3 separate regions of the Homo sapiens genome follow, and regions 2 and 3 are each linked to region 1. Evidence: chromatin contacts called from ENCODE Hi-C data. All regions are on one chromosome and are shown on one strand. Each heading gives the region's core, a stretch centred on a gene start or an enhancer-like site at or near the end of the contact. The rest is flanking DNA. Distances are from core to core; before and after follow the strand shown.

Evidence for each region. Hi-C counts contacts between places; a loop is a spot of excess contacts on that map. Pooled maps may share reads with other maps.
Region 2: a pooled map shows a loop between it and region 1 (5-fold over the local background). The contact joins the promoter of HHIP-AS1 here to the promoter of MMAA in region 1. A Hi-C loop is called at or near these places in 5 of 37 single-sample maps with no recorded cell type and 4 of 50 pooled maps.
Region 3: a loop to region 1 is called in a map of PC-9, with 11 times the contacts of the local background. The contact joins the enhancer-like site here to the promoter of MMAA in region 1. A Hi-C loop is called at or near these places in 2 of 168 maps with a recorded cell type or tissue (MCF 10A and PC-9) and 7 of 50 pooled maps.

The regions. Positions count from the first base shown.
Region 1 is chr4:145,617,802-145,620,753 of GRCh38, reverse strand. It overlaps MMAA (metabolism of cobalamin associated A), which reads right to left and starts at 1,369. Exons shown (of 7, transcript NM_172250.3): 1 at 1,347-1,369. RefSeq lists silencers at 1,001-1,070, 1,101-1,540.
Region 2 is chr4:144,644,516-144,647,467 of GRCh38, reverse strand. HHIP-AS1 (HHIP antisense RNA 1) reads left to right here and starts at 1,449. Exons shown (of 2, transcript NR_037595.1): 1 at 1,449-1,761. HHIP (hedgehog interacting protein) reads right to left here and starts at 1,312. Exons shown (of 13, transcript NM_022475.3): 1 at 514-1,312. The coding sequence starts at 792. RefSeq lists an enhancer at 782-1,347.
Region 3 is chr4:146,342,551-146,345,502 of GRCh38, reverse strand. The region is part of intron 5 of SLC10A7 (solute carrier family 10 member 7); the gene reads left to right. Among named protein-coding and RNA genes, the nearest start is that of MIR7849, 65 kb to the left of the region's middle. Within about 2 kb of position 1,547, at least 2 of the 41 ENCODE cell types and tissues checked have a DNase peak (open chromatin) inside an H3K27ac peak, as active enhancers do; they include PC-9, where a contact is called at or near this core.

The DNA of each region.
Region 1 (2,952 bases), core at 120-2,619:
TCTCTAGGACTTTTTCTGACCTCTAATTCCAATTATTTCTGAATACAAAGAGTCTTCATCTTACAATCGGGTCTGTGTCTGGATAAACCCACTGTAAAGTCAAAAAATCTTTAACTGAACCATTGTGTAAGTGTAGGACTGTACTAAGGTGAAAATCTGCAGAGGTCACAAACTAGTTGCACCTGGCCCACCCACAGAAGGTGTGTGTTAACTAAATTGGTTGCAAGTAACATTAAAAATCAAGAAAAAATACGTAAAAATACAGATCTTTGGCCTGTGTTGGAGAAAATCGGATCTGCGTTTGAGAGACCCCCATTCCCACATGGCAACAATCAGCTAAATGGTAAATGTTTCGAGCATTCACCAGCTCTTTCCATTCTAAATAAAGGTTTTCTTTTGACATCTTCAAATATCTCAAATGGTGATTTACATTTCTTATGGATATGTAACTTTTCATGCTTGTTTTGTCTCTCCTAATAGAATACAGCCCTTAAAAAACCTGTCCTTGTCTTTGACTTTTTAAAAACCTCTTGTTACCCTGAACACAAACCGGTATTTAGTGCAAAATTATTGTAAAAGAATATTCTGAACATTGTAGACAACAGCAAAATGCTGAATAATCCACACAGTTTTTCTGGAAACTTTTGGCTTTCTACCAAGTTGGAAAAGTTTTATTAGTTTATGTTTTCTAAACATATGGATTAGGGTACAACTCTTAAGACAGATAATAAAAAATTTTTATATTATTTTGGTTTAGGTCGTCTTTCATTTTCTAATGAGAAATACATATGAAGACAGCATGCCCTCTGCTGAAAGAGATTTAGACCCTGCCCGGCACGCCATGTGACGGAACCTAGATACTGTTTGTAACTTTTAGTTTGAATCCAACTTTTATATCCTGGATTTGATTTCCCAGAAAAGAGTTTCAATTTCACTCTTTGGTAGGAGTCATAGTGGCTTTCTCTGACGCGGCCTCAGGTTAACCATTTACCGGGTTTGGCAGCGACAAGGGAAGAGCCACCTTAACAAAGCTGCCTTGCTGTGGCTCAGAGATAACCTGAGAAACCTAACCAAGATGAGAATTTTAAAACACTGTTTACGTACAGGGCCTTTCTTTGTTAAAGCTTCCATTTGAACCCATTTGCCGACTCCTGCCTGTCCACACATATCCGCACCCCGAACATCAATATTAGGAGAATATTCGATAATACTCTCCTTTTCCTTCCCCCACCCCAAATCCTCCAGGGGGCGCCCCGGAGGACCGCGCTGGCCCCCCGGCGGGAGGGCGGCCGTAGGCGGGAGCCCAGTCCCGACTCCTGGACGCCGCGCGCACTCCCCATACTCACCCGCCCGAAGCCACGGAAGTGCCACCTGACCCCGCCCCTTCCGCCGGATCCTCCCACGCAGGCGCAGCGCCGACTGCAGGCGCGTGGGGCCCGGGGATCGCCTGGGGCTGGGTGGCGGTGCGGGGCATGGCCAGGGTCCCCGTGGACGTGGCCGCGCAGTTCCGGCGTGTGGCGGAGAGCGAGTGAGCGTGAAGGTCTCCCGGCCTGCAGCAGGCTGCGGAAGCTCTGCGCCGGGAAGTTCTCTGGCGGGGGAGGGGAGGGCGGTTTACGGCCTTTGGGGTAGGTTTTGCCCTTTTTAAGATCCACATGAAATCTTTCGCCTCCGAAGTTCGAGGGTAACTTTCGTTCCCTCCTGGCCTTCGCGACACCCTCGAGTCGGACGGAGGCCGAGTCGTGTCCTCACCCCCAGCAGCCTGCGGCGGCCGGGACCCCCGGAGGCCCTTCTTCCGCTCCTTGGAAACTTAAAATGTGGGGTGAGGGAGAGACGCGTTACGTTTGACAGACCGGTGAAATTAAAGACACTCAAGCTTCTCAGAGTGATTTGAAGAAATGCTCAGCGTTCTGCCGAAATATAGTTTTAAGTTTTTAAACCACGGCATGGTTTTTAAAGGCTGAAGGACCCACAGTTTTTTTCTCTTAAAGGGCACGCATTCATTTTGATTAATATTTCTTAACATGCAGCCAAAGCCAGGACTCGGGCTCACTGCTGCAGGGGTGTCCTCGGGAAGTCCCGAGGGGGGAAAGGCGCGCAAGCCTGAAATGGAGATGAAAATAAACAGGCATAATATTTGCTACCTCACTGCGTTGGGCGTAGTAGTAACTAATTCTTAAAAAACGTCTTAGATGACATATAAGTAGTAAAGCCGTTGTATGCTAATCTAGAATTTTTGAGAAAAACTTAATCACCCAAATGTTTGCTATAATGTGATGAAGATAGCATCCATCGGCAGTAGCCAGGATCAAATGACGAGTAGATATGGTTATAAATGGGGCCCATGCAGTATAATTAGTATATGAAACCAAGATGTCAGTCCTCACACAGAATTTGTGTAATGATATGCATTTGGGAGGCTTCAGGCCTTTTCAGCTATTTGATACAGGTTGATTCTTACTGAATACAGAATAATAAAAAATGAATTACTGGTCTCACCATTTTCATTATTACTATTTGGACCAAAAGACTACCACTTTTACTCCAAAGATTGATTGTAGACTCAATAGCCAATGACAGAAAATTAAGCACAAGTCTAAATGAAGCCGAGGATCTAGTAGAAAGAACACAGAATCAAACCTTTCAAATCTCAGCCTATCGAACACAAACAGATTGACAGTTCTTGAGACGGTTTACTTCCTTTCTTTAAACTTGGCGTTGCTCATCTGAACAATTGTTTCGGTAAGGGTTACGTTTGATGAAAGCTCAGTTTGTGCTACCTTAGAAGTGAAGAAGTTTGTTAATTTTAAAATTGAGTTTATCCTTACCTGCTTTTCGTTCTACAAACTCAAACACTTTCATGCATGTCACTTTTTTATTCAGAAGTTTTCTAAACAGTACAGCTTAGGGAACACATTTCCATGGAACATTAGTGTTTTGCAAAATGTTAATAGA
Region 2 (2,952 bases), core at 200-2,699, 970 kb after region 1:
CTAATGTAATGCAAGACACCCCCCTCTGACGGGGCTGGGGATCATAAACCAACCATGCTTCAACATCCTTTACGATTCAATCCTCTCCCTAACCGAGCACGTGGAGAAAACAGCACAAATCTTTTTACCCTAGAAAAATAAGCCGGAAACCACAGCCACCTTAATTTACAGTTTCACCGCAGCCAATGCCCCATTCGATCCAAAACACACTGTTCATCGCGATTCTTTTAAAATATTTACCCAGCCCAGGGTGCGGGTACCGCAGAAACGTCTGTTTTCAGAGATAGGCAAGTTTGCACAGCATCCCGACCGCGGACTCTGGGGGAGGAAATGCTACTTGCTTACCCCAGAGGAACACACAACGGAATCACGTTAGCGCTATAGAAAAGTTATGGAAAGAACTCCCCCAAAGAAGTTTTGACCTTCTTACAACCACCGGCTTTGCCAGAGCCACAGGGAACCCCACCCAGCCAATATGCCAAGTACGCATCCGTGAAGCCGGTGAGTGCCTACCTTATTCTCCAGGCGCCCTAGCCCCGGGCTGTCACTCCGCAGGCAGCAGGACAGCCGAGGGTAGAAGCCACCGCACAGCATCTCTCCCCCACTCAGCAGCTCCAGCTGGGACATCATCCTCCTGTCTCTCCTTTTCAGGCGCTTCGGGGGGTTCCCATTCAGGCACCTTCTCCTCCTTGCTCCGCTCCCTTCGTTTCTTTCCCCAAACTTAGCATCTCCTTCAAAGAAGCCCAGAGCCACGGCCAGCAGCAGCAGCTTAAAGGAGAGCATCTTCAGCATCGTCTGCCCAGAGCAGCAGGGGCTGGGCGCGGGAGGATGGGGGGGAACGCCACTGCCCAGCAGGGGCACTAGGGCGCAGCTCCAGGAGGAGTTTGCGGGGCTGTAGGGCACTCCAGAGACAGAGGGAGGTGGCGGGGACAAAAATATGTACAGCGATGCAACTTTGCAAAAAATAAAAGACGCGGCGATGGGTCCAATGCCTTAGGGGAGCCCGAGGAGCGAGATAAAGTTGTGCGGATGACACCGTTTGCAGTTGTGCCAGTGTCAGTTGGGTTGGGGGCTTTCTGCTGCGGCTGGGAAGTGGGAGGAGGAGAAGGAGTTGGAAGAGGAGGAAGAAAAGGAGAGGACAGCCACAGATGTTCACTTGTCCGTGTAACGGGAGTTGTTTAGGTGGGACAGTAGCAGGAACAGAAACGGCGACGGCGGCGGCGGGGCAGGCGGAGGCAGGGCCAGCGCTGGGCTCTAGATGATGCTGAGGTCTCCTCTGCCGGCGGCTGCAGCTTCTCACACAGCCTCTCATGTTTCGTTCCCTCTTTTCTTCTTCTTTTTAACTAGCGCGCGGGGAGGTGCTGCCACAGCGCGCCCCTTGACGTCACCGCTTCTCGCGCGCCCCCGCCCAGGGTGGAGGGAAGGGGAGGGGGCGGCCCCCGCGCGAGCGCGTCCCCCGGGCCCCGGCGGCCTCCCTGCTGCGGCGGGGAGGGGCGGCTAGCCGCGACGGCGGCGGACGGAGGGGGAGGGCCGCGAGCCTTCGGAACCAGCCTCGAGGGTGCTGAACCCCGCGCGCCCGCCTCGCCGCGGCCCCCGGGTGGGGGCGTCCACGGCCCGGGTTCCCGGCGGGCTTGGGGCAGGGACGCAGTCCGGAGATTCCGGGACTGCCCGGCTGCTGCAGCCCGCAGGCTCCTCTCTCCTCCCCGCTTCCCCTCCGCACTGCCTGGGCTAAAGGCGGCCAAGCTGAGGCTCCGAAAGAAAGTAAGTAAGAGTGGGCCGTAGGAGGTGGGAAGGGAGGGACCCCTTCCAGGGCCATCCCCACCTCAGCCCCCCGGCCCGCCCCTCGCCCCGTGGGAGGGTGAACTAAGTGGGCTGGAGCGGACGGGAGGGAGCTTTTGGGCCCCTTTGTCTCCCCCAGCCGCACTGACACCCCCATTTTCCACACTGATTTTCAACGTGAAGCTCAAGTCCTCAAAGATCTTTCTTGGGGTCTGACTTAGAGGCAGGGGGACATCCCAGATGCCGTTGAGTAGGCTGAGATGGTTTGGAGACTCATCCTCGCCGGAGGTCCTGCAAGCCACTGAAGTGGCACAGACGCGTGTGCGCGGAGTGGGGCGGTGTGTCGGGCCACAGGCCAAGCCCAAGTCGGCCTCCCAGAGTGTTTGCCACGGTTTGGGCGGGTTAGTCCCCGACGCCCCTTTCAGGTCCCCACATGTGTTCGGGAATAAGCCGGGCCCCGCTGGTACCATCTGGGAACACAAGTTCTTGGGCCGCAGGTGGACGGAGAGAGAAGCTGGGCGCGGAATTAGTGTTCGTTTTAACACACACAAACACACACACACACACACACACACACACACCTGCACGCACGCGCGCGCAGTCCCTGGGGAGAGGTTCCCCTGGGTGTAGAAACAGAGGCGTTAGATCTGGAGAAAGAATTAGATGCAAGTCTGAGGGCATCCAGAAGCGCTGTGCTCTACTTATCCCCGTGTATACAAGTAAATTAACCTTTTCCCCAGCTAGACAAAGTCTGTGTAAATAGTGTGTCTAAAAAGATGTCTACGTTATCAGGAGCGGTGACTTGAGGTTTACTGGATCCCTGCAAGTTGGCATCAGGACGAGCTTCTATAGGGTTGCCCACAAAATGCGCTTCTAGCCCACTTGGGTATTTAACAGAGAAGCTGATTTCCCAGAAGATGGGCTTTGATGAGGAGATAAGGCAGTTGTCCCATTTTGGCAATGGAGGAATGTTCACCACATTTGGGTTTGCTTCACTTGTTGGACATTGATTTCGCCAAGTGATTGCAAAAGTTGGTGATGGTTGAGGTGGGCAGTTGATTAAATTAATCACTTCTGGTCACAGTGGCTAGGTAAGGCTTCTGTCTTTTTCACTTCCTGAGCCTGGATATTAGTGAAGTTAGGTTTTTCCCCAAAGAGATGACACATCAGAAT
Region 3 (2,952 bases), core at 298-2,797, 720 kb before region 1:
AGGGCCCTGTGGCTAGCGTATAGAGAGCCAGGTGGAGAATGGAAAAAGATGGAAATGTAGGCAGGAGCAGATAATACAGAATGTTGTAGACCACAGTTATAATATTCGTCCTTAAAGACCAGTGGGAAACTAATGAAGGATTGCATTTCAATGTGGAAACTGTGTTGTAGTCTCCCAGAGCATAAGAGGTAAGAGAAGGTAGAGAAAAATGACCCCTTCCTAGATGTAGCATTGGTCTCAGGCTAAATTTAGAAACGAGCATTTGCCATTGCACTCTTGACTCCCTCTCTGTTCCTTCTACCTGGGTCATTCCACCTGAGCCTGTGGTTCCCACGTCACTGTTTATCCCTCTGCATCAAGCTAGTCTTGCCCATAAAAGTACCTCTTGCCTCAAAATGCTCGACCTTTCTTGCTTCTAAGCAAATTTCATTCAGATAGAAGTTTCAGATTCATACCAGTATTTAGAGGAAAGCATATTGACTAAGATGTGAGTAGCTTTCTTCCGGAACAGTGTTCTCCAACTTTTCGAACTCCTTTACAGTCTTAAAATTTGCTGACGACCAGAGAGAACAGTTGTTTATATGGGTGATATTTATCTATTGATCACATTTGAAATTAAAGCTGGAAAATTATTAATTCATTTAAAAATAATAACTTCATCATATGTAAATTTGCACATTTTTATGAAATATCACTATATTTTCCCAAACAAAAACTAGTGGGAAGAGTACTATTGTTTTGCATTTTGCAAATCTCTTTAATGCCTGGCTTAACATAAAACTGTTGGTGTATCAAATCTCTTTTGATATCACATGTCATGTAGCCTCTGGAAAACTCCACTATATAACTGCAAGAGAATGAGAGTAAAAAGGCAAATAATGTGTTAGTAATATAATGAAAGTAGTTTTTGTCTCACCGAGCCCTCCAAAAGGTCTTAGGAACCCGTAGGTCCCCAGGCCACACCGTGAAAACTACTACTTCAAAAGAAAACATGCAATTTTAAAATAGATGCTTATTAAGCCAAAAAGACTATCATCCAAGATGGCATTTCAGGTAGTCTACAAGTGAAATGAAAAGAATTCAGGCAGCGTGGCTCTAACCTAGTTCTGCTTTTCACCGCTTCTTCCGTGTATCTGTTTGAACCAATTAAACCCTCTAAAAATTCCAAATGATTTGTAGTGTTGGTAGAGATTCCTGTGAGTGTTTAGACAACATTGAAAATTCTTGAAACGTGATATTTTTGCATTGGTTACTGGTGTAAGGCATAGTCTCCATTCAAAGTAAACTGTGATTTCTGCATAGCTTCCCGTGAGCATCCGGTCACTTCATTTTCTGTAACAAAGACCCACTTAGATACTGCAACTTAACTGTGTTTATCTTTCAAGAACTGATTTGTGAGGTGAAGCTAAAGTAATGGGAGATTGTTAATCTCTGTGGTCTCTTCCGGGTCAGAAATGACATGATTTTATCTTATTTTCTTATGTAGCACACAAACGCTTTCTGAGGGCAGCTAAAAACATTTGGAATGATGCATCATTTAAAAATGAGTTTTGCTTCTCTGATTGACAGACTCGAAGAACAACATTCCTTTAGATGAGTTTTGTTGAATTTGTTTAAAAAATTCCTTTAGATGAGTTTTGTTGAATTTGTTAAAAATTCATTTTCATTCTTACCTTGTACCTGTAATATTAAGTTCCACCATCACTACTAGTGGGAATAAATTCTATCCTTTTTTTATTGATGTTAAACATATATTTCTATCAATTCAATATTAAGTACTTTATTATTGTACTTCACAATCATGAAAGTGCCTGCAGGGAAGAGGAAGACCATGCCCATAAAAAGACTACTAAATCTGTACTTCTCTTTAAATCAGTAGCTCATCATGGACGAGTAATGCTCTTGACCACTAGTTTATCTCCCACATCATTAATATTTTCTGTTCTTTAAGGAAGGACATACATAAGTGATTAAACATTGTAGAAGGACAATTGAGAAGCATTTACACTCCTTCATTTGAACTGAAATTTGTAGGTTATCTTTGAGATGTGTCACTCATAGATAAATGGTTAGGAACATGTTGGACTTAAGAGGTCACAGATGAGTGGCCCACAGGCCACATGCAGACCACAGATGTGCTTTCTATATTCTGGGTTTCCTAAGTTGCCCTCACTTCCTATTATTTTACTTGTGGCCCAATCTGCACATTCACCTTGCCAGTCTGGTGGCTGTCAGTATTTGAATTAGTAGCTCTATAGCAAGCAGTCATGTCTGGGGAAAATAGAAAAACAGAACCCAAGAAGATTACAGTACTGTGTTGTAAGAAATCACCTAATAGAAAATTGTTTGACAAGGATGTATAATTATTCATCTTTTAAATTCTTGGTCATATGAAAAAATAACTTTAAAGGTAAATGAAAATAATAGTTGATTGACAAGCATGCCTCAAAAATGACATTTATTATATAAAGATTTTTTAATAGCTTAACACAGGAGTTAGGGTATGAGATTATGAAACGGGGTTGTATCTTCCTCAAAGAGGTCATCCATCAAAACTTTGCTTTTTCATTATATTACTCTTCTTATTTATGTGCATTGTTTTATCTATAAAAAATATTTAATGTATATTTAAATATATAGAATCAACCACACAACTAATTTGTCAAATGCATACCTTTGCAGTGTTAGTTTATCTGGAAGGTCCCACAGCACCACCTAGTGCCCTGTATTTTATTTTGCATAATATTTTTATAAATTTAAGAATTCTTATCACATTTGAATATCAAATATGGCCCTGAAGCAAATATATGGTTTAAGTAGTATTATAAATAGAATGCTCTAAAGTAATTATTGCATGCTTTATTGAAAAATTTAAGTGAAACTCTAAAAAATGATGATTGTAAATTTTAATAATAGTACTATTATTAAAATTTACTGGTAAAAAAATTCACT